Linked DNA regions of Homo sapiens: region 2 is linked to region 1. A link is a loop called in an ENCODE intact Hi-C map of the cell type or tissue named here. Cell type or tissue: dorsolateral prefrontal cortex. All regions are shown on one strand. Each heading gives the region's core, and the rest is flanking DNA. Links, peaks and the distances in the headings are about the cores only.

Evidence for each region. A loop is a pair of places that touch in the nucleus more often than their neighbours do. Peaks named below come from ENCODE experiments on the same cell type or tissue, not always from the same donor. Only the 100,000 strongest peaks of a DNase experiment are listed, where the experiment ranks them.
Region 2: it touches region 1 in a loop (2.6-fold over the local background); 9 of 110 quality-filtered maps call a loop at or near these places.

The regions. Positions count from the first base shown.
Region 1 is chr18:13,357,844-13,373,581 of GRCh38, forward strand. The region is part of intron 2 of LDLRAD4 (low density lipoprotein receptor class A domain containing 4); the gene reads left to right. Among named protein-coding and RNA genes, the nearest start is that of LDLRAD4-AS1, 62 kb to the right of the region's middle. RefSeq lists an enhancer at 8,353-9,000. In dorsolateral prefrontal cortex, for the core only: no CTCF peak of the experiment used is centred there; DNase peaks (open chromatin) are centred at 7,118 and 8,908; H3K27ac peaks cover 1,016 bases.
Region 2 is chr18:13,295,101-13,310,838 of GRCh38, forward strand. The region is part of intron 2 of LDLRAD4 (low density lipoprotein receptor class A domain containing 4); the gene reads left to right. Among named protein-coding and RNA genes, the nearest start is that of C18orf15, 63 kb to the left of the region's middle. RefSeq lists a silencer at 7,210-7,395 and enhancers at 8,508-9,009, 9,010-9,509. In dorsolateral prefrontal cortex, for the core only: no CTCF peak of the experiment used is centred there; a DNase peak (open chromatin) is centred at 7,145; H3K4me3 peaks cover 732 bases; H3K27ac peaks cover 1,678 bases.

The sequences.
Region 1 (15,738 bases), core at 5,113-13,112:
AGTTTCCCAGTCATCCTTGAGAGATGACTGCTTTTTTACATATAATTATGAACTCATGGATTTTAACATAGTTGATGTTTCGATCCATCACAATTATTATTATTACTGAAGTTCAAACTATCCTATCCCTGACCAGTGAAACCCTTTTCTGGTTGTTTCCTGAGTCCTTTTGACGTGGCCCTAGTCTTCTTTGATGGCTTCTTTGCTATTGGGTATGACAAGATCATACCCAATCCACACTCATCTTGTATATTTTTTGCACCAGACCTGGAATCAGCCATTTGTTTCAAGAAGCTCTAGTTTTTTATAATGATAAGTTGCATTTCAAGAGCATGGTCTGTATACTAGGGATATTCACTGACACGAGGTTATTGTTTTTAGGACTTTTTAGTGGACAGAGCCAGGGATGTATGTGTGTGTGTATTTATATCTATGCATCTATTTATCTATCTATCTGTTTATCGATATAGATATCTAGATTATATATATCTAGATTATTTTATATATAGAGAGAGATTATATGTTTTCACAAGATAAAAGATTTTGTGAATGCCTGTTGATATATCCAGTTCAAACAGAAGATTATTGAGTTTTTCTATATTACATTTATCTCCTTCCATCTACACTGAGAATGCTAATTTTCAAGGACATGGGGGATGATGGTTAGAATATTTTATTATTACTCATTTGATTTATCCCTAAAATGTGATAAATAAAATTTATCCTATTTATCCCTCAAATGTGATAAATCAAATTTATCCCATTTATCCCTCAAATGGGATAAATCAAATGTACAGAGTTAGACGAAAACTACTAATTCTACCGTCACCAATTGTGATGACTGGAAACAGTTTGTTGCAGAGGAAAAGCAATTCTAACCCTGCTCTTTTTGAAGTTTTTCTGTAATTGATACTTAGAAAGTTGGCTTACCATATTTCCAGCTGGAAATAATTCATCCATATTATTAAAAATCATAATTCAGAAAGATACTGGGTGGCTAGAAAAATCAGTTAACACAAATATGATGAAATTTAACAAAGGTGAAAATTTTCATTCTGAAACTCCATTATGTAATTTTAGGATGGGAAAGTGAAAAGAACTATGGATGGAGAAAAGAATAGTAGTAAACCAAAACACAACAAAACCCAAGACTGTGATGTACACCAGTAATATCAGGCGGCTGAAAACCAACAGAATCCCACCCCTGGCTTTTCAGGCTGTGTTCCTAGGAGCTTGGTGTTTTCATCAGTGCACGTGGTTACTCCATGGAATCCCAAAATTGTCATTCCAACCTGTGCTCAGCCTCAGGCTTTGTGCACAAGGACAGGCATTGACACACTATAGGTGGCTCTGAGGCAGGGACTCCAGGGAGCCAAGAATCTGGACATTGTGTCACAGGAGAAGCAGCTGAGGAGTTGAGGGATGGAGAGGACTCCATGGTTGTAAGAGACCTTCAAGTAAATGGAGTAGCCTTTCTGTGGAGGAAGGGAGTGGGGTCTTAGCATAGCTTGAAATGATCAGTCTGGGGCCTGTGGGTGCAAGGTACAGGGAAGTGAAACCTCAAGCCGTGGTCAGAAGGTGGTTTCTAACAGCAGGACTTGCCCAACAATGGAATGGGCTGCTTGTCACATGATGTACTTCCGTGCCTTTACCATTGTTTAAGACAACTTGGAAAAAAAAAAGCCATGTTCTTACCTGCTAACTCCAATACTCTGCTGTTCCATTTGCTATGTAATATTAGTAAGGAAGGGATTTAATTTTTTAATTGCAGATAAGACATGATTGTGAGCTCATTTTAGGGAACTTAATTTCCTGGGAGTTGTCTCTCATGGATGCCTAATTAGGAGGCACTGCCAGTTGGATTTGGTCTTATCATCACAGAGATGATGAATGATTTGAACGTTGGTGGTGATCAGAAAGATTGCCCCTAAGAATCCAGCTTTCTGGTGACATCTAGATTGAGCACTTCTTGATACAGGCCAACCGCAGCATTGCAGAGGGTTCTGATGCCTCCAACCTGCTTTGCCCTCAGATGACGCTGTTCTTGGCTTATGTGTTTCAAAGATTCCCTTCCAGCCAACAGGCATGGCTAAGGCACAATTGGACATTGATTAGCTTTGTTTCTAGCAATCTTTGGCTTTTGAAATCAATGTGACTGAGGTGTTTTCAACTTCAGATGGAGCACAGAGACTGTGAGCTGTAGGTGGGCCACAGAATGGAAAGATGAGAAACTTCAAGCTGTGGCAAACCTTGGAGAACAGTGAGTCTCCTGAGCGAGGGGCAGGCTTGGCCACATGGAATCTCCACCAAGCTGGCCTTGCTTGGGACCCAGGCTTCTGACCTTCCTGCAGGTCATTTCCTCTCATCATTGGAGGGAAAAAACATCACATCTCGGAGCCACTTTGGAAACAGGTTTATTTTAGTTTCAGACCAATAATAAAATATCCTGTAGAGATTCCCTTCTCAGAAAAGTGCTGTTTGCCCTCAGGGAGGTTGTAGTCAAACTGGGAGTGCAGTGAGATGAATCCAAGTGAGGAGATGTGTGGTATTACAGCGCAGCCAGCGAGGATAAAGCAGCGCTCACCTGCCATGATCCTGGCTAGTTTTCACTCTCAGTGCTGTTGTGCATTTTGCCTGGTGGCAGATATCAACACTAAAAAAAGTATGACAAAAGATTCCTGGATTTTTAGGTCAATGGAATTTCCAGGTCATCAATAATAACCATGGATAGTCTTGAAAAGAGCATAAGTAGACATGATCTGGATTTTCCAATTTCTGCCTTCAAACGTACTGGCCATTTACATTTATTTGAAAAGATAAGTTGATGTAAGAGAAAATCTCTGGTATCATTTTTCAAAAGGCAGGCAAGGCCACTGAGATGCAGGGCAATTGGCCACCCTCTTAAACAAGGCTTCTCCCTGGTGTGGAAACTGAGTGAAGGAGAGGCATGGTATGTACCACTTTGACGCTATGCAAGTAAGAGGTGACATGAAGATGAAAATTCCTGGACCCTGGGAGAATTTCTGGTATTTTTCTGTCCCTTTTCTCCCCACTGATTTCTTTTTTCTCCAGAGGAGGAGGCAGATGAGTGGGAACTGAGTATAAAAACTCCACCACACTTTGCATTCAGAATTCAGAATAGTCTTTAAGGTTTGCACCAAATATTTGGGTATTGCATGTGCATTGTGATGTCAGCTTGTTGTGGGAGGGAATGGGGTCAGTAGCACACGTGACATCTGTGCAGAGCCCATCACTCATCAGGAAGACCGTCAGCAGGGGTCCCCTCCCGTTTTGACTCAAAATACACTTCTACAAGCTCCGCCTCCTGGGTTCACGCCATTCTCCCACCTCAGCCTCCCGAGTAGCTGGGACTACAGGCGCCCACACTCGGCTAATTTTTTGTTTTTGTATTTTTAGTGGAGATGGGGTTTCACCTTGTTAGCCAGGATGGTCTCAATCTCCTGACCTCGTGATCCACCCACCTTGTTTCCTGTCATTTTAACATACATAATATACCAACATTTCTGGTGGTGATTTTTAGTAAGGGATGTTGGATTGGAAGAAGGGTATATATCTTTCCTTATACTATAAGCATTCTGAGTACTTCTTGTTGCACCTCGCTTTGTTTGGTGGTTCCAGGCCCTCAGTACAGTTCTCCAGAAGGGATAGCCAATTTCACCATGGCCTTAAGCCAGATTTCTGTTGTCCCATCTGCTGGAAGATGAGGATGTTCTCTTCCTGGGCCTCTTCATGCTAGTTCTTTCATTGGCAGGAGTGCGTGTTGTCTTGTAGGGGTTCTGGATGACATCACTGCTGCCCACACCCATGCAGGTGTTAGGGCTGGAGGTGAGGCCGTGCTGACAGCTGAGAAGGGACAGTTGCAACAGTTTGTAGGATGAGAAATAATGAGTTGCATGTTTTCCATGAGGGGCCTCTCCATCCTAGCATGATGTCAGCTGCATTCTTGGTAGGGTCTGCCCCCAGCCAGCCAGAGCAGGCTCATGGTAGAGCGACGCATGACTGCTTGGATCTGTTTGCAATGGGGTTTGACACAGAAGGCAAGTCTTGACTGCATGAAGGTTTAATAGGAGCGTACTTGACATAGGAGGCGAGTTTTGACTGTATGAAGGTTTAATAGGAGCGTACTTGACATAGGAGGCGAATTTTGAGTGTATGAAGGTTTGATAGGAGCGTACACTTGTGATTGTCACCCATCGAGGTCTGTGGGCAAAGGCACACATTTGGAAGGTAACACAAGCAGAGGCGTGAGCGAGAGGAGAGAGGCCGTCTTTTAGATTTGTCATTGTGCCTTTGTCTCATACACTGACTGTTCTGTTGAAGCTGGTTGTGGGTTGTACGAGTTTGTGTAGGACCGTTGGATGGCTATTCTAGTCTGATAGTCTGTCAGTGTGGACTGAAACCTCTCTCAGTTTATCAGCATGGGAGTGAAATTCGTGCTTTCCTATGATTGTGCCAGCTGACTGTTCCAGTGACCTTATCATTCAGTCTTTTGCAGTCCAAATAGACCTTGTAAATGGAGTTTTGGAATATGTCTCTACACGCCATAGATGGAGGGAACTCACAGAGGAGACCAAGGTATGATGTGCAGCAGCCATTTAGGAGTCAGAGCCCACTAGGGGCAGTCGGATTCCAAAACCTCCGTGCCAGCAGGGCAGCCATGCGGCCTTCAGATTGCAGTCTCCATGCTTTAGCTATGCATCTAGACATTTCTAGCTGGACCTTAATAGAAATATGAACACATCTTAGAAGGCAAATTGAATAAAACAAGTGGAAAATTTAAAAGGTAAATGTAGCAGAAAACAGTGTGATAGATTAATGGTATGGAAACCAATTTAATAGAAATGAGAAGGGGAAGACAAAGATGATAAACGTTAAGTTATTCTTGAGTAAGAGTTAGTCTTTGGGTTGTGGGCAGGAAGGATCCTTCTGACTCTATGAAAATTACCCAAGAGGGAAGTGGATTGCTGGATATGAGCTTGTTGGGTACTTTTATGCCTATAGAGAAGAGCTAAATTAGAAAACTTTTTTTTTTTTCTTTGCTTGAGATATGAGAGCCCAACTCACCTTTGGGGAAAAATGGAACATATTTCTAACCAGTTCTGTGCTCTGTCGTTAGTTATCAGGTTAGTCATAAAAATGCCAACCGGCAGCAAAGGCTGGAGAACACTAAGAATGGAGAAGGGGGACCAGGCGTGGTGGCTCACGCCTGTAATCCCAGCACTTTGGGAAGCAGAGGCGGGCGGATCACGAGGTCAGCAGATTGAGACCATCCTGGCTACCACGGTGAAACCCCGTGTCTGCTAAAAATACAAAAAAAATTAGCCAGGCGTGGTGGTGGGTGCCTGTAGTCCCAGCTACGTGGGAGGCTGAGGCAGGAGAATGGCGTGAACCTGGGAAGTGGAGCTTGCAGTGAGCCGAGATCGCGCCACTGCACTCCAACCTGGGCGACAGAGCAAGACTCCGTCTCAAAAAAAAAAAAAAAAAAAAAAAAGAATGGAGAAGGAGGTGGTTAGGTGGGCAGGCTTCATGTTGTTTCCCTTAACGAAGGTCTTCAGGCTGCGCCGGGGAAAGGGAGAGTGGAAATTCAAACAGATTTCTCAAGTGTGCAAGGGTGTGTTTTAATTATTCCAGTGCCAAAAAGAGCTTTGTCTAAACAAAGCCAAACCTGTTATGCATCGTGTCAGAGGAGCCTAGGAGTCAGCTTTGAGGACAGTTTTGCATTTTTAACTATCACATTGTCTTTGGATTGGTGTTGGCTTATGACCTTGGCTTTCAGGGACTGTTTTGACAGCTGACAATGATGATGCTAGTTCTCATTTCCATGATAAAATATGTAGTGTCAGGAGGAGTAATGTAATAAAAATAAAAATAAAATAAATATTGGTTGTGGTCTCACAGATAGCTTGAGTCTTTATAATTATAATCAGTCTCATTTTTAAAGATGTGAAACATTTTAATTGGCAAATTAACAGCACTAGAGTACTCTTTTGGTGGAACTGTAATGCAGCACCACGCTTGGCTTTTTCAGTGCTTGTCAGGTTCAAAAGTCTCTAAATAATGCCATGTACTATGCTTGTTTCTTGTGGCATCTCTGCTAGACCTGATCTTGTGAGCAGGCTTTAAAGTAGTAAACATAAATTTTAAAAGTTTGGTCTGAAGTATACTGAGGCCATAGAAATGTTCTGTTCTAAAGAATAAATATAATTAGCATAAAACAAGTTTTAATATATATTAAGTGAAAATATCATATCATAGTATCTGTAACATGATACCGTTTTTGGCAAAAGATATATATGCAGAATCATCTGCTCTGAAGGAGACATGCCAAGCTACTAACATTGGTTAACTTTGGTCATGGGGTTACGAGTATTAATGTTTTAATTTACTTATCTGTATTTTCCATTTTTTTCCCACAGTGAACATCATTGCCATTATTGCTTTTTAAGAAAAATGTTCTATAATGACATGTATTATTTGATTTTTTTTTAAAAGAGACAAGGTCTTGCTCTGTCACCCAGGCTGAAGTGCGGTGGTGTGGTCATAGCTCACTGCATCCTCAAACTCCTGGGCTCAAGCGATCCTCCTGCCTCAGCCTCCCGAGTAGCTGGGACTAACAGCATGTGCCACCACACCTGGCTTATTTCTTAAAAATTTTTTTGTGAAGACAGGATCTCACTGTGTTGTCTAGGCTGGTCTTGAACTCCTGTCCTCAAGTGATCCTCCCACTTCAGCCTCTTAAATAGCTGGGATTACAGGTGCGAGCTGCCACACCCAGCTCTATTATTTGATTTTTTTGTGTATGGAGGGGCCATGTCATGCAAGTAGCAAATAAATTTGAAAATCCTCAGTGGACGCACTTTGTTCTGTATTTCCTGCATACCTGAGGCTGGCGATGCTGTGAGTGGTATTATACTCATGTGTGCAGAAGTCTTTCAGTAGTTCCTCATGGAGGAAAGGAAGCAGCCAGCCTAAGCAGGCAGGAAAGGTTCAGCTCAGCGCTCAGTGCAGTTCCACTCGTGTGTTTGAAGTGTGCAAAGTGTGATGGGGGCAAAGAGCACAGGATAGTGTCCTTGTCTGTAAGCAACTTACAGGCTAGTTAGGGAGACAAGACACACCATGAAAGCAGCTAGTGAGCGATGCAGGTGCTGCTGAGTTGTGCAGTACAAGTAACTAAAGCAGCTGCTCAGGCCGTGATGCAGACAGTGGGAGTGATGGAGGGAGACAGGGAAAGGTGAACGTAGCTAGGAGTCATCAGAAATGCGTTTGCATTGCTTTGTTTATTCTTTCCCCTGGAGAGAAGGAGCAGATGCCTGTCCTTGGAAGGAGCTCCTGTATGGCTACACCGTCCGTGCTTCCAGCATTAATCTTTTGCTTTTTACCTTGAGAGCTGGTTCCATGAGAGTCTCTAAAATAGAAAGCTCCGTTAACTAAGTCTGGGTGCTGTCTTCTCGCAGAGATGCTGGGAAAACTTGGCTTCCCTCATGTGTATTCATTAATGCCACCTGAGGATGAACCAAGACAGCTGAGTCTAGCACAAAGTCAGGCTGTTGTGGAAGTGATAATTGTCAATATTTGTAGTGCGCTGTGAGAGTGGTGAAATCCGTTATAAAGAACGTTTTCCACCTTTCGTGCATAAGAAAAATGGATAGTGTCACTTAGAAGACAGCCTGTGCATGTGAATCCCCTCCATGACGGTGTCCTTTTCTGCCAACACACAGTTCTCACACAGCATCTTGCTGTGGGCAAATGTCCTAAGGCTAAATTGACCTGATGCTGAAATGTACTTCCTGTAAAAGCCCATTCGAAGGATGTGATTTCACTCAAGGCACTGCCTGTCTCAAAGTCACCAGGATTCCCTAGCTGAGTTTTATGTATTATTTATTTTGACCACAAGGATACACTGATTATTTGACTGATTGATTGATTTGAAACAGAGTCTCACCCTGTTGCCCAGGCTGGAGTGCAATGGCACGATCTTGGCTCACTGCAACCTCCGCCTCCCAGGTTCAAGTGATTCTCCTGCCTCAGCCTCCTGAGTAGCTGGGATTACAGGCGCCCGTCATCACACCTGGCTAATTTTTTGTATCTTTAGTAGAGAAGGGGTTTCACCATGTTGGCTAGGCTGGTCTCCAACTCCTGACCTCATGATCCGCCCATCTCGGCCTCCCAAAGTGCTGGGATTACAGCGTGAGCCAGCACGCCCGGCCCTTATTTTATTTTTTTTAAAGAGACAGGGTCTCATTCTTTCGCCCAGGCTGGAGGGCAGTGGCACAATCATACCTCATTGCAGACTCGACCTCCTGGGCTCAAATGATCCTGCTGCCTTGGCCTCCCAAAGCCCTGGGATTACAAGTGTGAGCCACCACACCTTGTCCGATTATTTGAAATGCAAAGTAAATGTCTGTGTCTGTAAATCCTGAGCTCACAGGAAATTATGTGTTGATCTCACAATGAATGAGTATTCAGGAAGAGACCCTGGTTGCTTCTCAGCAGGTAGAGAGGATAATCCCGGGCATGGTTTCCTCCTGGTATTGTTTCCCCAAAGACCACTAACAGGATGACTCTCAGGTTCTTCTCTCTGGAAGAACCAGGCTTGCCAGATGCTCAGCTAAATTTAAATACTGGATCTTTTGAAGATCAGTATTTCTCTGCCCTGAATTGACCACTGTGGGAGATATACTCTTGGAGATCAGGGTCTGGAATGTATTGATTTGATACTGAAACTTCAGCAGAAAAAAATCCTTCTGAATAAATATGAAGGTTGTTTCATCTTTATCATCTGGATTCTGTCTTTGGTCTGATCCCTCTCAAAACAGTTACTGTTTCTGTGAAGTCATTCGGGGGTGGAGGGTGTTAGCTGCTGCAGTCACATCCAATGGCTGGGTTCTTCAGCACCCACCACGGGCCAGTGGCTTCTCTCCAGCACCGCAGTGATGGGTGCTGACGGTTCATGAGGCTGCCCTTTCAGTCTTGCGTGGTTCTTAATTATTAAAGAACAAAGACACATTGGCGTGTTTCTTGTCAGTGCGTTGAAGCCTGTCTTCCCATATTTCTTGCTCGCTGGTCCTCATTCTGATCCTTGTGGTCAAAATAAATAAATACATAAAACTAGGGAATCCTGGTGACTTCTGGACAGGCAGTGCTTTGAATGAAATCACATCCACCAAATGGGCTTTTTACAGGAAGTACGTTTCAGCATCAGGTCAGTTTACTCTTAGGACATTTGCCCACAGCGAGATGCAAACTGGGTGTCACACAGAACAGTCCTGTTGCTGTCCACAGGGAAGTCCTGTGGCTGTGGGAAGGAGGTTTTGCAATCCCCTCCAGCCCCACTCCGTTACAACCAGTGGAGGTGGAACTTGGAATCTTTGAAATAAACTCCTCAGATGATTTTGGTTCACACAGAGTCAGAACCGCTGTGGCAGCGTGAGGGAGTTTTGTCAGGTGGTGTGATTGGCAGGTGGGGCAGAGGGGCCTGGGAGATGAGGTCCCGCTGTGCAGAACACACGGGGACTGGCAGGCAGGAAAGGGGGCGAGGGGGTCTCAGGCATTGAACTGCGTGGGGCACTCCATGGGGCAGAAAAGAGCCTGGCAGGTTTTGGAGGTGCACTGTATGCTCAGGAAGGATTCAGTGCACACCAGGCAGCTTCCGTCCAGGCGGAGAGCCAGGGCCCGGGTGCTGCAGCAAGGCGGCTGTGGCAGTGCCAAGCGAGTGGACAGAGGGTCTGCAGGCCACTCAGTGGCTGAGAGGGTGGGCAAGCAGCTGCAGGGCCAGGTAGCCCCATCTGCTGTCAAGGAGTGTGCCGAGAGGGGACAGCCGGGCACGGGGGCACACGTTGTCAAGGGATATACCGAGAGGAGACAGCCGAGCCCGGGGGGCATGCACTGTCAAGGTGTTTGCTGAGAGGGGACAGCGGGGCCTGGGGGCACGTGCTTTCAGGGGATGTACTGAGAGAGAGGGGACAGTGGGGTGTGGGGGTGTGCTATCAAGGGGTGTATCGAGAGGGGACGACTGGGCATGGGGGCGTGTGCCTGTGGTCACAGCTACTCAGGAGGCTGAGGCAGGAGTTTTGCTTGAGCCTGAGAAGTCGAGGCTGCAGTGAGCCATGACGGCACCACTGCAGTCCTGCCCAGGTGACAGAGTGAGACCTGAGACCCTGTCTCATAAAATAAAATAAGGAACAGATGTGGGAGGAAGGGTCTGTTTTTGGCTTCTTAGACCTGGGTATATCTGGGGGTGGTGCGAGTGAGCCTTTCTAGGAGGCAGCTAGCAGATAAAGGTGTGGAGCCCAGGGGATGCTTCCTGCACCAGGCGACAGGTTTGGTGGCATTGGCGCACGGTTGGCGTGGAAGCCAAGTTTCTAGAGGGAGCCGACAAGAAGCTGAGTGTGGGACTTTGGGGGATGAGCTAAGGAGGAAGAAGGAACAAGAGAGGAAGAACAGAAGAGTCGGGGGCCCTGCAGAGAACGGGGGCCTGGGTGTCTGAAGAGCAGGCGTGGGCTCAGCACTGTGGGCATGTGAGGTGTGCACTGCCCCGGCCTGTCTCAGGGATGCCTGCTTTCTGTGTAGGGAGCTGCAGTTATGCACAGCCTTGCCTACACCAGAACTTCATATTTAAAGTGAACACATACTAAAATCATAGGCATAAAGCAGCTTTCCCACCGAAAGCAACTCTGATTTTATCCATCCATTACTCTACCTGTCCATCTCCCCTGGGGGTGAGCCTGCTGTGTGTCGGATGCCCTTCCAGGGACTCACAGAGTGCCTCCTGCACCTGCGTCATTGAGATTTCTCCAGTCACTTTTATGTGGGTTTGGGGGACCAGGTTGTTTGGGAGCATCTTCAGTTTTGGAGGATGCTCATGGCCAAAGGCTCACCTGAACTTTGTGTAGGCTGTTTGATGACTAGCTTAATTTGCACTCTTCCTGAATTCCTTCTTCCATACACTTTGGCACTCTGATAGGTTTCAAGTCCCATCTTTGTTACCTGGGGACACTGGAGAGTGGAGAGGCCCAGGGCCATGGGGAAGGTGGCAGGAGCCCTGGCCTTCATGGACTCAGCGGTCCTGGCCTCAAGCTATTCTCCCGCCTTGGTCTCCCAAAGTGCTGGGATTACAGGTGTGAGCCACCGTGCCAGGCCAAGCCATGATCTTTTTTGCCAGAGCCAGCTCAGTCATTGTCCGTGTGTGTCAGCGGTGAGCTGGACGTCAGGCTATAGAAGGAATGTGGAAGCTGACTATGGGAACTGGCTATGGGAGGACCGTGTGCTTTTACCCCAGGCTGAGGCCGGGCTCACAGGCAGGGGACGTGGGAACTGATCATAGCGACCACTTACTCACCTTCTTAGGGTGATCTGGTCATTTTTCAGTTAGTAAGTGTTTATAGAGCACCTGTATTTGGTGCTGGAGGTGTAGGAATGAAACGCATTTTCTGCCCTCTAGTTGCTGTCCAACCTGGTGGAGACAGAAAAGGGAAAAATATGCGCAGGTGTCAGGCGCTCTGTAAGAGGGCATGCGTGTGGGGAGCCTGGGGGCCTGTTGGCCTCAGTGGGCTGTTGGGTGGGCGGCCATGGTCTTGGTGAGAAAGTTGCTGGCAGGGGCACTGTGGGCGTCTGCTGGTGTACTCAGGATGGCCAGAGCATGGCACGGGGTCTCCAGTTGGGGTGGAGGGAGATGAGAGTGGAAGGGAGGCAGTGTTCGGACCGTGAGAAGACACAGGTGCCCCGGAGTGTACACTGCATCTGAAGTGCACTGGGGAGCCTTTGAAGAGTTCTAAGCAGAGAAGTGATCTGAGCAGATGTGTGTTTTGAGAGCCGCCCCTGCACTGCAGCACCTTGGATAAATGCTCTGATTCCCTCTGAGTAAATATTGAGAGTGAACTTCATGCTCTTTAGATAAATATCCTTTCCTTGGTGTCTTTTCTTCTGATGCCAGGCGTCTGGTAATAAACTCCACGTGGGCTTACGCACACAGATACAGATGCCTCCTCCCATGCCTTCTGTTTCCTCTCAAATCAGAGGCAACTGGAAGGGTAATTCAGCCCCGCCCTGCAGCCTGACCACGCCTGCCACCCAGGAGCGAGCCGTGGCTTGGAACTGTGGGGGATTCTGGGAGGTTTTGCGCTCTTGCCACTAGAATGCGTCTCCATTAGCATGGAATAGTCAATGCATGGACATTTTTAATCCTCAGCCAACGCACTAATTAAATTCCTGGTTGCAGGTGGCCTGCCACACAGGGAGCTGTGTCCATAGCAAAGTATTTTCCAGGAAGAAGTGGGTTTCATATCAGGACTGTGAGTCACAGTGCAAAATACATGCGCCAGCACACATTCATACACCACTGCACAGAAGTTTCTGGAGAAGAACTTGCCCTCACCTTCTGAGATGTATTTGTTCTTACTCCTGCATTTGCTTCATAGACCACTAATGGGTTGCAATCCGAAGTTTGGAAAGCATTGTCTTATAGGAACATGGAGTCCAGGGTCCGGAGGTGGGGCTTGTGGTCTCTGTTGCTGTGCTGGATGGACACCGAGGGGAACAGGCTGAGGATGGACCTGTGGAACCACATCTTAAAGACGTTATTTAAATCTAATTTTCAGTTTGCCTTTATTGATTTGAGCTGACTGTGTTGATGCCCCTAGTGACTCTGGTGGGTACCTGCTCTGTGTCAGGGACTCTACAGCGGCACCATATAGTTTAATAAGGAGATGGCACCCTTTCCGTTTCTTGCTGTGCGGAAGTGGCCCAGAGAAACCGCGGGAAATGCTCCATGGAGACTGCCATTTTCTGTGACATTGGGCCTTATGCTGCCTTTAGATGTAGGCAGTGTCTCTTTCATGGTTTTTTGTTTTGTTTTTTTTTTTTTTTGAGATGGATTCTTGCTTTGTCTCTTAGACTGGAGTGCAGTGGTGGGATCTTGGCTCACTGAAACCTCCGCCTCCTGGGTTCAAGCGATTCTCCTGCCTCAGCCTCTGGAGTAACTGGGACTACAGGCGCGCACCACCACACCCAGCTAATTTTTATATTTTTAGTAGAAACGGGGTTTCACCATATTGACCAGACTGATCTCAAACTCCTGACCTCATGATCTCCCTGCTTCGGCCTCCCAAAGTGCTGGGTTTATAGGCATGAGCCACCACACCCGGCCCCCTTCATGTTTCTCAATTCCTACCTTTTCTCACCGGAAAACATTGCCAGAATTTTCAGACTAAGCTGTGGCTCCTGGCGGACTCTGTTCTGAGAACCCGGGTGCCGGTGGGCAATGCGCCCACCAATGCGGTGGGAGGCTGAGGGAAGACTCTCCTTTCTGGCACAGGTGGCTGTGGGACTGCTGTGCTCCTCTCACACCCAGGCTCCAGGAGGAGCAGCCACACAGAGGCTGAGATGGGGGGGCCAGGGCTGGGAAATGCTGTGGGTGTGGGCTGACTGCTGCCATCACCTCTAAGAATGGGGGGCTGCCCCAGGAAGCCCAGTGTTCCATGCCCTGCTGCTGCTGGAGCCCACCTCACAAATGTTAAGCCCTTGCCGCCGCGTTGCTGTGAACCGTTGTACTCCCTAGCATAAACCCTGTGAGTGCACTGGTGCACTGTCCACTAGGGAGGCTGAGTACATCAGAACCCACAGTTGGCCGGGCGCAGTGGCTCAAACCTGTAATCCCAGCACTTTGGGAGGCCGAAGCGGGTGGATCACTTGAGGTCAGGAGACCAGCCTGGCCAACATGATGAAACCCCATCTCCCTTAAAAATACAAAAAAATTAGCCGGGCATGGTGGTGTACACCTGTAATCCCAGTGACTTGGGAGGCTGAGGCAGGAGAATCGCCTGAACCCGAGAGGCGGAGGTTGCAGTGAGCCGAGATCACACCACCACACTCCAGCCTGGGCAACAGAGTGAGACTCTGTCTCAAAAGAGAGAGAGAGAGAAAGAGAGAGAGAAAGAGAAAAAGAGAACCCACAGTCAAGGAACTGCTGAATTTAGCAACAAACATCTTTTTACTAATTCATGTCTTTATTTATGAAGGAAGTTTCATTATAGGATTCCTTAAATAGCAAGAGTTTCTGTATCACATTTAGAACAGCATTAGGTTTACCCTGCTTTTACTGTGCTCTGGACCCAGCCCTTGAGTGTCTAGAGACACTCAAGCCATGGTTTCTACTTACATGGGACGGTGAGTTAAAGTTGATGATATTTAAGAGCAGTTTTAATTCCTGAATGCCATAATTCTGCTCAAATGTAAAAGGTTAGTTTACCATATATTTCATCACACTTGATCTATTGTCGAATTCACCAAGCACTGCCGTGTGCCCTTGCCAGGCATGCCATCAGAAAGGCCGGTCCCTGCCCTCAGGAAGTGCTGGCAGCCACACCCCTGTGCACCTGTTCTTCGCAGGGCAGACCTGGAGGTTGTTCCTCTCTACCACAGTTGCCTTGGGGGTACACGTAAAGGTGGTGTAGTTTTTTTCCTGGTTAGCCTTACTTTTACCTACCTTTTGAGAGGAAGAGAGGATTTGCTCGTCAGCAGTATCTTTTGCTGAACACTAAGCTAAATTCTAAGGGAAAATGCAAATAAAAACACCTTGCCCTTGAACTATTAGAAGAAATGAAAGAGACAAGATGAATGCAAGAAAAATACAGAGAACAAAACAGCACACAACAAGCAATTATTTATGTTAATTGGTGGCAGCTGTACAGAGCTGGGATGGGCGTGCTGGGAATGCTAGGCCGTCTGGGTGTCCTGGAGGTTCCTCCAGGGTGACTGAGAAACTGAAATGAGGCCAGCTCTGCAGGGTTTTTCCCCTCCCTTCCCTGAAGCTGTGGAATGGAAGTTGAATAAGACATTGCACTGAAGATGAGGAGGGTATGGTCCGGTACTCAGCACTTCATGTTCATGCTCCATGTCCTGGGCAGGGCTTGTCTGTGTTAATAAAGTTTTATTGGCATGTAGCCACACCATGTGTTTGTGTGTTGTCTGTTGGGGCTGCGTCCCTGTCTTCTCGGCAGAGCAGAGGAGCAGGGGCCGAGGCGGCATGGCCTGTGCAGAACCGTTCACCATCTGGGCCTTTGTGGGAAGCTTGCTGTCTGGGCTCCAGTTGCGTCTTCATGTAAACTCAAAGTAAACACATGTACACAATAAATATCAACAACGGATTTTCTGGCTAGGGTCTCGCAGACTAACAGATTTCAGTGGAGCTGGGTGTAAGCACATCTCTGTATTTATTCCCAATTATTTTTATCATTTTTAATGGAACTCTTAACAGCTCACACTCCTTTGGCATCCTCTACCACAACTGTTTAATGTGTGTGTGTGTGTGTGTGTGTCTTTTGAGCAAAGGCAGAAATCCCTTGTTTTGATTTCCTTTTCTCATCGCAGCAGTTGTAGCGCTCTGGCTTTATACGCTTTGAGAACCTAAAAAGCAACTGGGTCTCAACACCAACTCATGGCCTTTTTTTAAGTTTGTGTATGACATTATACACATATGTATAAATATATGTGTATTTTTGCTTCAGTGGAATGAAAATGTGCGTCACAGACTGTATGTTCAATGTTTTCTTTAGCTGCTCACAGTTATAGGATTGTGCAGAAACGCTTAGCTATCTTTGTTGCTTGTGTGCTGACTAATGAAATAATTGATTTTTCCTCTTTTGCATTTTTAGAATCAGAAGATTATTTTTTCAAGTAAGCTTATACTATAATTCAATGATTGATGGTTGAGATCTTTGC
Region 2 (15,738 bases), core at 3,330-11,329, 65 kb before region 1:
CAGCATTCCTAAGGGGGAAGTTGCTTCAGCAAATATGGCAGCAGTAGGGAGACCCCATTTTGGCATCTGGACATTGTAGAAACTCAAGATACTTTCTGTCTTGCTTGGAATTTCCCCTCACACAGGGCTTACCCTCCACACACCAACATGCATATTCTTGCATGACATGCTCACATCCTGGAAAGCTGAGCTGGACCTTGTGGCTGGGATGGCCTCAAAGTTGATTATGTTGTAGGGTTTCTTCTGTAGAAGCATCCGCTGATCAGCTGCATGTGTGGGGTCATACTGTGCCCGAGCCCAGGGAATACCAGTGGCTCCTGTGTGTGGAAGCCTGGCGTGGGTGCAGGGCTTCTTCACCATCTCCCTGCAAAGTCAGCTGCATCGTGCATGTCACCTGGACTTACTAATAACATCAAACATATCTTCCCTATCCAGTGGCTTGTACACAAAGTTAAATCTGTAGAAGAAGCAGAATGTGTTTTAAAGAATCAACTGGCACCTTGAAATGTTAAGCATTGTATACTGACTGAGCTATGATGGTGGTAGTCTGGTGACTCCCAAGGGGGAAAAGTAACTTTGTGTGGTTTTTCAGGGAATACATATTCTTGAATACCTGCAAGAAATAGCATAGCTGCTGTGGCTTAAATATACATGCTCCTATGAGGCTATAAGCCTTCTCTAGTAGAAATAAACCATCATGTATATATTTTGATATGTGTGCTTTTAATGTTTGTACAAAAAGAATTGTATTTGGGGTTTTGTGTGTGAGACTGAGGACTGTGTGCTGAGGAAGGCAGAATTTGTAAAGTTGGAGCTTTGGGACTCCCAAGTACCCTGGAAGATCACTGGCTCCCCTCTCATACTGTGCAAAGAGAAGACCTGAGGCTGCGAGGCGGGGTGCCTTGCCCAGGACCCCACCGGCAGCCCAGGGTGGAGGCAGGAGCAGAACCAGCGCTCTTGCCTCTTCCGTCAAGGGCTCCTGCGCCTGGCGGGCATCTCTCGTGCATCCCTCCAGCGCGGTTTCACGAGTGCTGTGCCCAGAAGCCAGGAGGCATGACCTGTCATGTTAGAGCAGGAACAGAGTGCCGTAGATGACTTCTGCTTCGCAAGAGGCGACCGCCAAATCAGACCGGGCTGTGATTCTTCTGTATAAGCTTGTGAGATGTTTTAGGGTCCTCTGTCAGGATAGGCTGAGGTATATGAATCTGCTAGGGCTGTCCTAACAAAGTACCACAGACCGGGTGACTTAAATGACAGAAATGTATTTTCTGTCAGGTCTGGAGGCTCTAAATCCAAGATCAAGGTGCTGTCAGGGTTGGCTTCTGGTCAGGCCTGTCTTCCGGGCTCAGAGACTGCCACCATGTCCCTGGGTCCTCATGTGGCCTCTTCTCTGGGCACACATGAGGGGTCTTTTCCTTTTCCAGTAAGGACACCAGCCCCGTCAGATTAGGGACCCACCCTAGGACTTCTCTTAACCTTTTTTTTTTTTTTTTAAAGAACTCTTAGGCTCAAGCAATCCTCCTGCCTCAGCCTTTCAAAGTGCTGGGATTACAGGCGTGAGCCACAGAACCTGGCCATAAACAGCCTTTTATTATTTAATTTAAAGCATTTTAAAATAATAAAAACAAGAAAATTTAGCAACAAAGAAAAGAGCAGAAGCCATCCATTCTGCCACTATTTTCACACAACCACATTTTCCTTTGTGTGCATTTCTTTTCAGCCTTTAAAAATTGTTTTAAGACCTGCTTTCCACAAGGTCATGACCACACAGCTGTGTGAGGAGGCCGTGAGCTTTGAGGGCAGGCTGACCAGGGTGGGTTTCTGGAGCCACCATGGACTCGTTATGTGCCCTGGGCAGTCAGTTCACCTGTCTGCACCCAGGTTCTTTGTCTGTGTAGCGAGGGGATTCCTTCCCCGCCAGCGGGTTCTCGTGGGTTTGCGGGAGATGGTGTTCATGAGAGCGCCTGGCCTTTCATGGTGCACAGTTCACGACTTCCTCTTCTCACCTGGGTACTTGTTTTTTATTTTGCTTCGTGTTCTGAAAGGAAATCACTGCCCTCTTTGATAAGAGAAGGCCTCTGTCCCCGAGGATGTTCGCTGAGCAGGGATCAGAGCTAAGCCACTCTGGGTACTAAGGGGCCTCTGCATTTTGGAAGGGACTTTGCCACTGAGGCCCGAGGTGGGGATCATAGCACCGTTTGGTGTTTTCTGGCCAGTAGAGTCACATGGCCCTTTCTCTGTTGCTCTGTGGTGCACCTGTGGGTGCTGGGACCACTTAACCCTCATTACCTACCAGAGCTGCTGGCCAGCACAGGCACTTTCTGGAAGGGGAGCGCCTGTTCCAGTCATCAAAACACTGTCTCCTGAATCCAAAGTCATGATGTTGGTGCCCAAATTTAAAGTTTAATGTTGGGCCCAGTGCAGTGGCTCATGCCTGTAATCCCAGCACTTTGGGGGGCTGAGGTGGGAGGATGGCTTGAAGCCAGGTGTCCAAGACCAGCTTGGGTAACATAATGAGACCCTGTCTCTACAAAAAAGTTTTTAAAGAAATTAGCTGGGCATGGTGGCATGCACCTGTACTCCCAGCTACTTGGGAGGCCGAGACAGGAGGATCACTTCAGCCCAGGAGGTTGAGGCTGCAGTGAACTATAATCCCACCACTGCACTCCAGCTAGGGTGACAGAGTGAGACCGTCTCTAAAACAAAAAATAATAAGTCCAGTGTTGAAGTCCCTACCAGGCCCATCGGTGGTATCTAAGATGCTGGACAGGCCTTGCTTTGATGGTTCAGGTGCTAAGGCATGTGGCTGGGGCCAGGATTTGGACTGAAGCTGAAAGTGGAGGCTGGGCCCTCTCTTAGTTATAGGCGCTAACCAGGAAGATGCATGGGGCATGCAGCAGGCAGAGCCTGGGTAAGACATGGACATGGCCTGACATGGGGACACCCTAGGGGGACAGGCCTGCCACAGTGATGGGTAAGCCAGATGATTACTGAGAGGCAGCCTCCCTGCTGCTGTTGAGGGGCAGGGCTCTGGTTCCAGGGTGCAATGGTGCACAAGCTGGGGGTGGGGATCAGTGTTTAGAGACCTTGGAGATTCCTGGCATCTATCACTAGGAAGCCAGCATTATGGTCCTGGTAGGAATCCTGGGGCTGGAGGCCTGCCTGGAGCTTAAATGGAAATGCACAATGTTGGAGCTGCTCTGGGCACGGTGATGTTGCTGCTCCGGGCACGGTGATGGACCTGCTCTAGGCACAGTGGTGGAGCTGCTCTGGGCACAGTGATGGAGCTGCTGTGGGCATGGTGATGGAGCTGCTCCAGGTATGGTGATGGAGCTGCTCCGGGCACGGCAATTTTGCTGCTCTGGGCACGGTGATGGAGCTGCTCCGGGCACGGTGATGGAGCTGCTCTGGGCACGGTGATGGGAGCTGCTCTGGGCATGGTGATGGAGCTGCTCTGGGCACGGTGATGGAGCTGCTCTGGGCATGGTGATGTTGCTGCTTTGGGCATGGTGATGGAGCTGCTCTGGGCATGGTGATGGAGCTGCATTGTGCATGGTGATGGAGCTGCTGTGGGCATGGTGATGTTGCCGCTTTGGGCATGGTGATGGAGCTGCTCTGGGCACAGCTCCTTGGGGGTCACTTGATGCGGACAGGACGTGCTGCGGGGCCACTGGCCTGTGGCAGTCTGGTTGAAGTCCATCCTGCCTGAACTTGGGATTGCTCTGAGACATCCGTGGGCCTTGCCACACTCTGGGAAAGCAGGCATCCATACGTCATGCGTAGTCTGACCATGTGGGCTTGTCCAAAATTACTCCATTCTTGAAATTCTGGGGGAGCATCCACAGGCTGCCTTCATCACTGCCTCTGACATTCTAAAAGGGAGTGCTTAACTTAGAGTCATGATTTTACGTAGTATGTAGGCATTTAAGGGACATTTGTATTATAACAAAAAAAGGAAGAGGTGTTGATGTCCTTGGAAAAGTGACTATCATTTCTATAAATTCCTGCCCAGTTAGTGTGAGATCGGAGCACCCTTCCCTGCCAGGGGCTTGCTTACACTGTGCTGGATGGTGGACGGGGTGACTGTAGCTCAATGCTGGCGAGACCCTCTTTCTGAAATAGACACATTTTAGCAAACGTAGTGGAGTTTCTCAAGCATATAGTGTGCCTGTTTGATATCTTAAAGCAAAAGCATTTAAAAATCTTTGTTTAGCGGTTTGGTTTTGAACATGTGCCCTTTCCTGGTCTCATCACAAGGTGGGTAGCATCTATCCTCTGCCTTACACCTCCCCACCTTAGAGGAAGAAAAGCCTGAGCAGCTGGCTGCAGGGGCCAGACACCTATGGAACTGGGACAAGAGCACTCGTGAGCCCTGAGTTTGAGACTAAAGCCCTCTGTGACACAGCCTTTTATTTTTAGTGGGAAGACCAGGCTGGTGTGACACTTAAAAGTGAATTTCAGGACTGGGTGTGGCAACTCACACCTGTAATTCTAGCATTTTGGGAGGTCGAGGCAGGAGGATCACTTGAGCTCAGGAGTTTGAGACCAGCCTGGACAACACAGCAAGACCCCATCTATAAAAAAATAGAAATTTAGTCAGGTATAGTGGTGCACAGCTGTAATCCAAGCTACTCAGGAGGCTGAAGCAGGAGGACCACTTGAGCCTGGGAGGTTGAGGCTGCAGTGAGCTATGATCATGCCACTTACCCTCCAGCCTGGGCGATAGAGCAAGACCCTGTCTCTTAAAAAAAAAAGGTAAATTTCAGGAAGCAGATTTGTGACTTCTACATGGCTGCTGGTGGTGACGTCTGCATTGGTGGTGGTGGGTGTTTTAGGGTCCTCATGTCTGGAGGATATTTTTCCCCACACTGAAGGCAGCCCACCTGTGTTCCCCTGGTGCCTGCACACATCAGCCTCTCATGGCTCAGTTGCTGGCTTTGTGTGAACACAGAGACAATGTGTTTGATTTGGGAACAGCTGGTCACAGCCCATGTGGCTCTGCCCCATGCTTCACACATCTTGGTTCCTGCAAATTCCATGCCCCAGCCTGGCTTCCGGTTCCTGCTTGTCTCTGGAGAGCCGTGGTTCCAGGGCCAGCAGGTGCCTCCTTACAGTTGGAGTCTGTCCAGGCACAGCAGAGAGCCAGGCCCGCAGAGGGGGCCGGCAGCCTCTTCCCACTCTCCTGCCCACCCCGCGCCTGTGCTCTGCCTCAGCCACAAGGCCACCTCACCAGGCAGAACAGATGGCAGTGGTGAGGGCTGGAGCCCTCTGCAGGGCCTGGGAACTAGAGGGCAGGTTCTGTTCTGATGGCCTTTTTTCCCAAGGACATGACATTCGCGGGGTCAGCCATGACTGCTGCCCCAAGGGAGGCCTGCAATAAGGCACCCGGTGCCAGCATGGAGCCCCATTGTCCTCACTCTTCCTCCTGGGCCTGTCCCGGTAGAGATACCCGGAACCCTCTCCTTCTCCTGGCTTATTTCGGGGTGGGTGTGTGAGAATTGGCTGTGAGATGAGTGACAGCAGGATGAAGGAATTTGGCATCTTTAGTTCATCTTTATATGATCAGCCCCTGCACCCAAGAATTTCTTGGTGGCGTTCACACTAAGAAGTGTCAGAGTGGGCAGAGGGAATGCATTGGGTTGTATTTCAGTGAGGGGTCTAGGCTGCTGAGGATTTCTCTCTGGAGGCCTCCATCTGGTCTTGCATTTCTGAGGCTGAACAGACACCTCTCATGATCAGAGATGGGGTGTGGGAAGGAAGGAAGGGTGGTGAACTGGGAGCCGGCAGCGCGTCCCAGCGCTGAACCCGTGGCACCTGGCTGCTTGGCTGTGAGGGCTGATCTTCCAGTGCCCGAGTCCCCGCTGTGAGCGCCCTGAGGAGCATGTGTGTCTCCGCACTATGCCCTCAGCGGCCGCTGGAGTGGGGCTCGTGTGTGCCCTGCAGCTGAAGGGGAAGGAGGCCGAACTGGCCGGGGTGTCCGTGGTTGGGGGGGTACAGGTGTTGGGAGTGGGAAGCATTTCCAGCCAGTGAGTTTAGGGATGCTGCCTACTCGGTCCTATCTTGGAGAGCCTCAGTGTACCTTTAGCGTGCTGGAGACGCCAGTGGTCCTTCTGTACAGAAAACCTCAGTGTTATTTAACCCAGAATGTCCTAAATGTATGCGAACCCAGAACACTCTTTCCCCACAACTCCAGTCAGCGCAGAGTAACCTGTGCTGGACCAGATGAGCTTGAAGGAGACTTCCCGCTGGACCATTCTCGAACTTGAGAGTGGAGTAGAGGGTGCTGTTGCATATTTAGAGGGTGATAGGGTGACAGAAGGCTGGGGCTTGGGGCGAGGGGGGTGGGGAAGATTCTCTTAACAGAGCTCTGGCTCTGCATTCTAAAATTAAGTCCTGTGGGTCACGTCTGCACCCACAGTGCCAGCAGGAACCGTAGGGGTGGCCTCATCTCTTCAGCTGAACTTGCACGTGCAGAGACGGAAGCTCACCTTGTCCCCAGGAGCCAAGGGTGGTGGCACAAAACGACCACGTTTCTGTCATGCTCATGCACTCTTTCCTGTCCCTCTCCTTAATGGATTGTAAGTTTCTTGAAGCAAGATTCTTTCTGTGTGAATTTTGTGACCCTCACTAGGCCCCATTGCCCATCGTGCACCTCCTGTGGAGTAAGTGATGGATGGCCTAAAGAAACCATAGGGACCAGGCGTCCTCTGTCCCCTTCCTTTCTCTGCAGGGTCTGAGGTGGGCGTCATTGGGCAGACAGGCAGGAGAGCTCCTGGGAGGTTTTATGGGTTTGATGGCAGGGGAGGGACCAGCCCCGCTGGGCAGCCCTCTCCTGACCGCCTACCAAGTGCTGTCTTACCCTGCCCCAACCCTCAGTTTCCCTCCACTCTCTCCCCCTCCCAGATACGTACATATAAATGTGATGATGTTTAGAAGCTGAAGCATTTGAATAAATCAGATGCTTTGCCCAACCCTGGGATAAAGGCTGTAGTTATTTTAACAACAACAACAACACAGACCCTGCAGTCTTCAGCTATTTCTGGATGTGGACTGGTAATTAGCATGCCACTTGTAATTCACTGCTGTCGCCGGCTGTTTGTTTCCTTGTTTCCAACGCAGCCCAGTTTGGGAGACTGGGTTTATTTCATTTGGAAATGTGATTCAGTGGAGACCTCTAAAATGCCATCACAAGATTAGTGGTTTTCTGTAGCCAGAGTTTGCCAAACCTGGCGTTTGAAGCTCGATGATTAGTTTTCAGCAGCTCTGTGCAGGGGAGTAACAGCTTGCTGCGATGGTATTTCACTTCAGAGAAAACTGTTAAAAGCAACTGCTTCAAGAAGCACTGGCACTACCTGGGGAATGGGATACTTGAGGGGGACAGATTTGGGGATAGGTTAAAGGAAACTCACAGGGCTTTGCTGTTTCAGCCTCAGAGACCTTTTACATTTTCAGTTAAATACTTACTGATGTGCATGGAGGCCAAATGCAGATGAGTGTCCTGCATGAAATTTATTCTGCCCCAAGTGGAAGGGGAATGTATGCCCTGGTGAGAAGGTTCCTGGAGGCCAGAACGCCTTGCTAGCTCTGCAACTACAGAGGGAAAGGAGGAAAACATGCACTGCTGTTACACGCAGTTATGGTACATGCAGTTGTTATGTTTATGCAGTTATGGTACATGCAGTTACTGTTACATGCTGTTATGTTACATGCAGTTGTGTTACATGCAGTCATGTTTATGCAGTTTTGTTATATGGAGTTATGTTACGTGCAGTTATGTTACATGCAGTGCAGTTATGTTACATGCAGTTACTGTTATATGCAGATTTGGAGCCCGACCTGCTGCTGACTGTAAAATGAGAACTTGGCCATGGTCCAAGAGGAAAGCTTTTGGTTCCTGCTTTTTAGAAAGATTTATTGGGGGTAGGCTTTAATGAATAGACAGATTCTTTAGACTTCTCCAGTGGCCTGGGGCTGTCTGCCCTGGGCACTCAGCTGACCTCAGAGCTGCCCACAGGGAAGGCACCGGAGGGCAGGAGTGCACCCCTGCAGGGCACATGCTGGACAGCAGCCATGTGGTGCCTAGACCCCGGCCCAGATGTCTCGTCAGATCCGTTGAGGGGGAAATAGGTTAACTTTGTCTTCTGAAGACAATTTTTTTTCCCTAGAGGCAGGGTCTCACTCTGATGCCCAGGCTGAAGTGCAGTGGTACGATCATAGCTCACTGCAGCCTCAGCTCCTGGGTTCCAGCAATCTTTCCTCCTCAGCCTCCTGAGTAGCTAGGACTACAGGTGCATGCCACCATGCCAGCTAGTTTTTTTTGTCTTTCTTCCTTTCTCTCGCTCTTTCTCTCTCTCTCCCCGTTTCCTTCCCTGCCCTCCTTCTCTCCTTTTCTCCTTCCTTCTTTCCTTTCTTGTAGAGAGGGGCTCTCGTTATGTTGCCTGGGCTGGTCTCAAACTCCTGGGCTCAAGCAGTCCTTTTGCCTTGGCCTCCCAAAGCCCTAGGATTACAGGTGCGAGCTACTGCTCCTGTCCGAGACTTTCCTTTTGATGAAAGAAAAAGGGAGTTATTTTCTACATGAGCTAAATCTTTTAAATGAATCCCCCTCCTCCTCACTCCCCAAGAAAAAGAGAAAGGAAGATGAAAAACCCCCAAAATAGAACAGAACCCTCTTAGGAATGGGAAGCCCATGCATCTTTCTGGGGACCTCTTGTTGAAGGCATTAGCTAGATAAGCACCAGGTTCTCCTAGTAAGAGGGCTAAGGAGATCCTAGCTGCTCCATAAGATGTGATGAAAAGAAGGAATGAGCTTCAGTTGTACAAAGGCCCACGAGTCATCTGCAAACTATGGCCTGAAGTGTTGGTAGACAGTGCAGTTGTCACCAGGAAGTCATTTCTGGAATTTTTCAGGCAAAGCAAGCACCTGGAAGGATTTGAGTAGAGTCCTGCACCGCCAGGGGTGGATCCAGGGTCCTGGGGTCTGGTCCCCCCGGGAGGCAGCCCTGCTGCTGCAGTCCTGGACTCCAGTGCACAGGCTCCCAGGCCAGGACCTGGGCGGCTTCCCGGCTTCCACACTCAGGGCTCATCTTGGTGGATGTTGCACAGGAGTTGGACCTTAGATATTCCTAGAGGTCTCCACCTCTCAGCATCTCTGGCTGAAAGGTGGTTCCTCTGTAGAATGTTGTGACTGTATGGTGTGGGCAGCGTGGGGAAGGGGAGGAGGAGGAGTTAGTTTTTCAAAGAAGATTTCCTGAGCTCACAGTTGGTTGGTACTCACATGTTGAAGAGTGCAGAGATGGGAGATGGCCCTCTTGGTGCTAGTGTCAGGTCTGTATCTCTGTGTTGGGCCTGGCTTGGTCAGAATGGTCTCGTGCAGCAGGGATGACTTCAGGGAGTCCCCAGCATGCTGTCGCAGCACAGGCTGTGGGGCAGGCCACCTGGAAGCTGCTGGGGAGGGCTGGGAAGGTGGTTCTTTCAGACTCCCCTGAGGAATGAGGCCAGGCAGCCACTGCCCTGTATACACCGACACACGCTTCAATCCTTGTCATGGCAACATCAGCCCTTTTGAGTTTAACCTGCTGCAGGTTTGGGCAATGGGCCCCATTTGTTTTGGTTTCAAATTATGATATTCAAGAATAATTTCCATTTTATGAAACTCCTTGTCATGGACACAGACCTGAAGATGGGAGACTGCTAAACCTGGTCCTGCTGTGGGGGTGTAGGAGGGATCCCTAGGGATGGGGACAGGGAAGATGACACAGCAGACGGAAGGAGTGTGAGGAAGGCAGACTCAGCCTGCATGCGTCAGCCTGCTGACGGAGGGCGTGTTTATCATTTCACAGTTGAAAAACTGAAAAACTTAGTTGACTCTTGTACAACATGGGTTGAAACTGTGTGGGCCTACTTGTATACAGATTTTTTTCAATAAATATATTGGAAATTTTTGGAGATTTTCAAATATTTGAATAAACTTGCATATGAATCTCGTAGCCTAGAAATATTGAAAAAAATTAAGACAAAGTTAGGCATGTCATGAATGCATAAAATATATGTAGATACTAGTCTATTTTGTCATTTTTATTACTGTAAAATATATGCGTACCTGTTATAAAAAGTTAAATCTTATCAAAACTTATGCACACACTTACATATATACATGGTACCATTTGCAGTCGAGAAATGTAACGCAAACACAAAGATGTAGTATTAAATCATAACTGCATAAAATTAACTGTAGTCCATTGCTATACTACTGTAATAATTTTGTAGCCACATCTGGTTGCTATTGTGGTCAGCTCAAGTTTTTTCAGTATCCACTTAAGACACTATGTGATCCTTATCATCTCCGCATGAGCAGTTCTTCTCAACAGTAAATTTCATGTCACAGTGAAAAGGAATCTCTTGAGGTTCTTGCATATTTTCACTGTATTTCCTGCAATACCATAAGCCTCGAAGAGCAACATGGGACCCAAACCCATAGGAAGTACCCCTAGTGATGCTGGAAGTGCTCCCAAGAAGCAGAGAAAAGTCATGACATTGCAAGAAGAAGTTGAATTGCTCGATTTGTGCTGTAGATTGAGGTTGGCAGCTGTGGTTACCTTTTGCCATTTCAAGATAAATGAAACCAGCATAAGAACCACTGGAAAAAAGAAAAGGAAATTTGTGAAGCCGTCACTGCAGCTATATGCCAACAGGCACAAAAACTTTGCACTTTTTGCAAAATACCTTTGTATCTTGTATTGAAAATGCAGCTTTTATATGGTAGAAGGATGGCTATTAGAAAGCTCACCTATAGACTCTAATAAGATTTGAGAAAAAGCAAAGTCGTTATATGACAAAGCAAAAGAAATGCAAAGGATCTAAAGATGGAGAATTCAGTGCCAGCAAGGGATGGTTTGATAATTTTAGAAAGAGATTTGGCTTAAAAAAAAGTCAAGATAATAGGAGAAGCAGCAGTTGAGTTCCCAGATACCATTAAGAAAATCATTGAGGAGAAAGAATATCTGCCTCTATAGGTTTATAAATGCAGATGAAAGTGGTCTATTCTGGAAAAAAAAGCTACAAAGGACATTTATTAGTAAGGAAGAGAAGCAGCATGGATAGGCTAACTCTTATCATTTTGTGCAAATGCAGTTGGGTTTATGAACAGGACGGCCCCTGAGCCTTGAAGGAAAAAGGTGAACACCAGCTGCCAGTCTTTTGATTGTAGAACAAGAAGGCCTGGACAGTGAGAACTCTTTTCCTGGATTAGTTCCATCAGTGTTTTGTCCCTGAAGTCAGGAAGTACGTTGCCAGTAAGAGACTGCCTTTTAAACTTCTTTCAATACTGGACAGTGCCCCTGGCCACCCAGAACCCCATGAGTTCAACACTGAAGGCTGAAGACTGAAATGGTCTATTTGCCCTCAAATAAGACATCTCATATCAGCCTCTAGATCAGGGTCTCAAAAGGACCTTTAAGGCTCATTACACACGGCGTTCTATGGAAAGGATAATAACGCTGTGAAGGAGAACCCTGATAGAGAGAAGGTCAGGAAAATCTGAAAGGATTTCACCATTGAAGGTGCCACTGTTGTAACAGAAAAAACTGTGAGAGCTATCAAACCCGAAACAATAAATTCCTGCTGCAGAAAACTCTGTCCAGATGTTGTGCATGACTTCATGGGATTTGCAACAGAGCCAACCAAGGAAATCATGAAAGAGACTGTGGCTATGGCAAAAAAAATAAAAAGGTGCGCCAGGGGAGAGGGGGAAGGAAGGATTTCAAGATATGGATCTTGGAGAAATTCAAGAGCTAGTAGACACCACACCAGAGGAATTAACACAGGACGACTTAATGGAGATAAGTACTTCCAAACCAGGGCCAGGTGATGGGAAAAAAACATAGAAGAAGCAGTGCCAGAAAATAAATTGACATTAGACAGTCTGGCAGAAGGGTTCCAGTTATTCAGACTGCTTTTGACTTCTTTTATGACATGAATCCGTCTATGAAGTGGGCACTGAAACTAAACAAACAGGGGAAGAAGAATTGGTGCTGTTTAGAAACACTTAGATAAATGAAAAAGCAAAAAAGGCAGATGGAAATTGCAGTGTGTTTTGTGAAGTTACACCAAGTGTGCGTGCCTTTCCTGTCCCGGTTCCCACCTCCTTCATCGCTTCTGTCTCTGCCCCGCCTGAGACAGCATGGCCAACCCTGACTCTCCCTCCTCCCCTCAGCGTACTCAATGTGAAGATAACGAGAATGAAGAACTTTATGATGGTTCACTTCCACTTACTGAATACTAAATATATTTTCTCTTTCTTATGATTTTCTTTTTTTAATTAAAAAAAAATTTTTTAAGAGACAGGGTCTTGCAGTGTTGCCCAGGCTGAGTGCAGTGGTGCCATCTTGGCACCCTGCAGCCTTGACCTGTCAGGTTCAAGTGATCCTCCCACCTCAACCTCCCAGGTAGCTGGGACCACAGGGCATGTCACCACTCCTGACTAATTTTTACATTTATTTTGAGGAGAAGGGGGTCTCACTATGTTGCCCAAGCTGGTCTCAAACTCCTGGCCTCAAGTGATCCTCCCCCTTCAGCCTCCCAAAGTGTTGGGATTACAGGCATGAGCTGCCATGCCTGGCCCCTAATTTTTTAAATAACATTTTCTTTTCTGTAGTATACTGTATTATAAGAATACTGTAAGTATATGCATAATACATATAACATTGAAAATGTGTGTTAATTGGCAGTTTATATTATCCGTAATGGTCAACAATAGGCCATTAGTAGTTACATTTTTGGGAGTCAAAAGCTATACTTGGATTTTTGACCGTGGAGCGGGCTGGCATCCCTAACCTCTATTTAAGGGCAACTATCAGATGGTTCAGAAATAAAATCAATTATCAAAGGCATTCATTCATGCCTGCTGCTGTCCACTCTGTCCCTGCCTTGTCTCTGCAGTCGTGTTTCTTATATATCCTTCTAGAATTTCTGTATGCATTTATAAACAACTTTAAAAACAAATTAGCCACCTCCACCCTTCATCAAGCCCATTTTCCTGTACCATGCTTTCGACACTCAATGTGCCTTACAGATCCTTCCACGTCCGCACACAGAAAGCTTCCCTTTTTTCTTGTCCCACCCGCCGCCCCACACCTCTCCTCTGCCTTTGTTTACAGCCATCTGGTGTCCCATTTAATAGACATGCCAGTTTACATAACCAGTCCTCTATTGATGAACCTTTGACTTAATTCCAAATTTTGCTATTATAGACAAAGTACAATGAATAATATATTTTATTTCTCTTAATTTCAATTCTCAAACATGCACGTGTACCTTTAGGATGAATTTCTGCAATTGGATGTGCCAAGGCCAGAGCGTGTGCATTTGTGGCTTTGGTTGACATCACCAAGTCGCCCTTCCTGGGGCCTGTGCTGGTGTACTCTGAGGCGCGATTGTGTGAAAGGTGGGCGAAGGTGCCTGTTCGACCACATCCTCACTGGTAGACTGGGTCACCACAGTTTTGGAAAGGTGAGAAATGGTATCTAAACATAGTTTGAATTTGCATTTCTTTTACTGGAAGGGAGGCTGCGCGTGTTTCACATCAGAGCCATGTGTGTTTGTGGTTGTTGAACTTTCTCTCTTGGATTGCTAGGAGTGCTTTATGTATTAGGGAAGCAGACTTCCCTAATGCGTGATAACGCATGCAGATACTGTTTCCAAGTTTTTGTTATTTGTCTTTTAAATTTGTTTTTGCATTTGTCTTTTCACTTTGATTTTTGCCAGGCTGGAGTTTTGATGTTTATGTGGTCATAGGTGTGAATATTTTCTTTTGTGGCTTCTGGATTTTGAGACACAGTGGCTATAGAACCACTGTAGCCAAAAGTTATGTTTGCTTTTGGTTTCATATACTTTGCTTTGGTCCTGTCTTCTTGACTTTATTTAAAATAGTAAGATATTCTTACTACATTTTTCCATTGCCCATAGCTGGAAGGAGATTGTAATTATCACCAAAGATGAAAAACTAAGGCATGTTCTCAGCAGAGGCAGATTAGACTTTAAGTTAGAGGCTTGTCCTTGGTGCAGAGGCCTGTGAGCGACCCGGCCCCACTTGCCCTGCACACCATGGCGTGGATTGTGGGCAGTCACAGGGAAGACCTCTGGCTTTGCTGGGAGCTGGGGTACGGTTCTTAGAGTGCCATTCTAGAGTGGCTTCGCGTACTGGTAATGAACGCCCATCAAGTGGCCTTGGGAATTCATGAGCCGGATGATGATGACTTCGCCGGTGAAAAGCAAATCCCAAATAGGTTGTTTTCTGTGCATTCCAGTCCCAATTTCTCTTCCAAGTAATTATTAGATGTGCCAAGCCTGTTACGTTTATTACTTACAGAATTGTTTTTGTCTGTGTGAGTTTACTGAGGACTTAGGGGTTGGTATGTGAGGAGGGGAGCCCCCCTTCTCCTGTGGGCACTCTAGCACTCTTAATAATCAGTATTAAACATGTTGAAGGCCATAAAGGAAATAACCTTCTCTTAAAAACAAGTTAGAGTCAGTCATAAAACTGTTTGCCTAGACCTTGATCACTTAAAATAAGATCTTAGATGTGATGTGTCTTTGTGGAGTATTTCCTGTGGCTCGGGAGGTGTGCATGAGAGTGGGGTCTGAGGGACAGTGAGGGGTGAAGGAAAGGTGGGAGAGAGGGCCTTCAGTGACTGTACCAAAGACTCACAGACACTGGGTGTCTTGGTGATGGGTGCACATAGCCCTTCTTTTGTGACTGAAGCTGTGTGGCCTTCATCCCACAGGGTCTGCCCTCTCCAGATAATTCTGTCACTGAACTTCAAACTGTCAATGGAACGATAGCGCAGTCTCTTAACAATGCTTCAGGACAGATAATAGAGCTGTGCGGGCAGCCTCGGTGACAGTGTTGGGAATCTGCAGAATGGCTTTGTCCACTTCTTTCCTTTCAGAGGAGACATTGAACCTCGGCATGGTGTCTCACGCCAGGAATCCCAGCATGTTGGGAGGCTGAGGTTGGGGGATCGGATTGCTTGAGGCTAGGAGCTTGAGGTCAGCCTGCGCAACATAGTGAGACCCCTGTCTCTACCAAAAAAAAAAAAAAAAATTAGCCGGGTGTGGTGGTGTACACCTGTTGTCCTAGACACTTAGGAGGCTGAGGTGGGAGGATCACTTGAGGCAGGAGGTCGATGCTGAAGTGAGCTATGATCATGGCACCACTGCCCTCCTCCAGCCTGGGTGACAGAGTGAGACTCTGTCTCTTAAAAAAAAAAAAGGGAGATATTGGTGGGCCTGCAAGGACATGCAGTTGGATAGAATTAGGACCATGTGTAGCATGGTGATAGACGTTGTGGTTGAAAAGGAAAAAAGACAGTCCTTGCCCTAGAGGTTTTGCGGTATAATCTAATCAGAGAGGCCAGCAGCATGGGTGTGGAAGAACCAGGAAAGCCAGAGCAGGGCTTTGTGGATGCTGCTGGGGGTATGGAGCAGGCAGTGACAGCTGCCTGGACCCCTACCCGCCCCTTCACCTCCTCTTCCTCCCTCAGTCTTGACCTTAGCTCCTTCCCAGGAACCTGAGGGTTCTGAGTCACTCACTGTTTGCATCTGGAATAACAGCTTCCAGGTGGGTTTTGAGCATCAGTTTGGTTGTGTGCTTTGTCATGTTTTGGCTTATCTCATTTACTGTAGATCATCTGAGATTAAATCCATAAATTAATGTATTTATTTTTCCTTATTCTTATATTT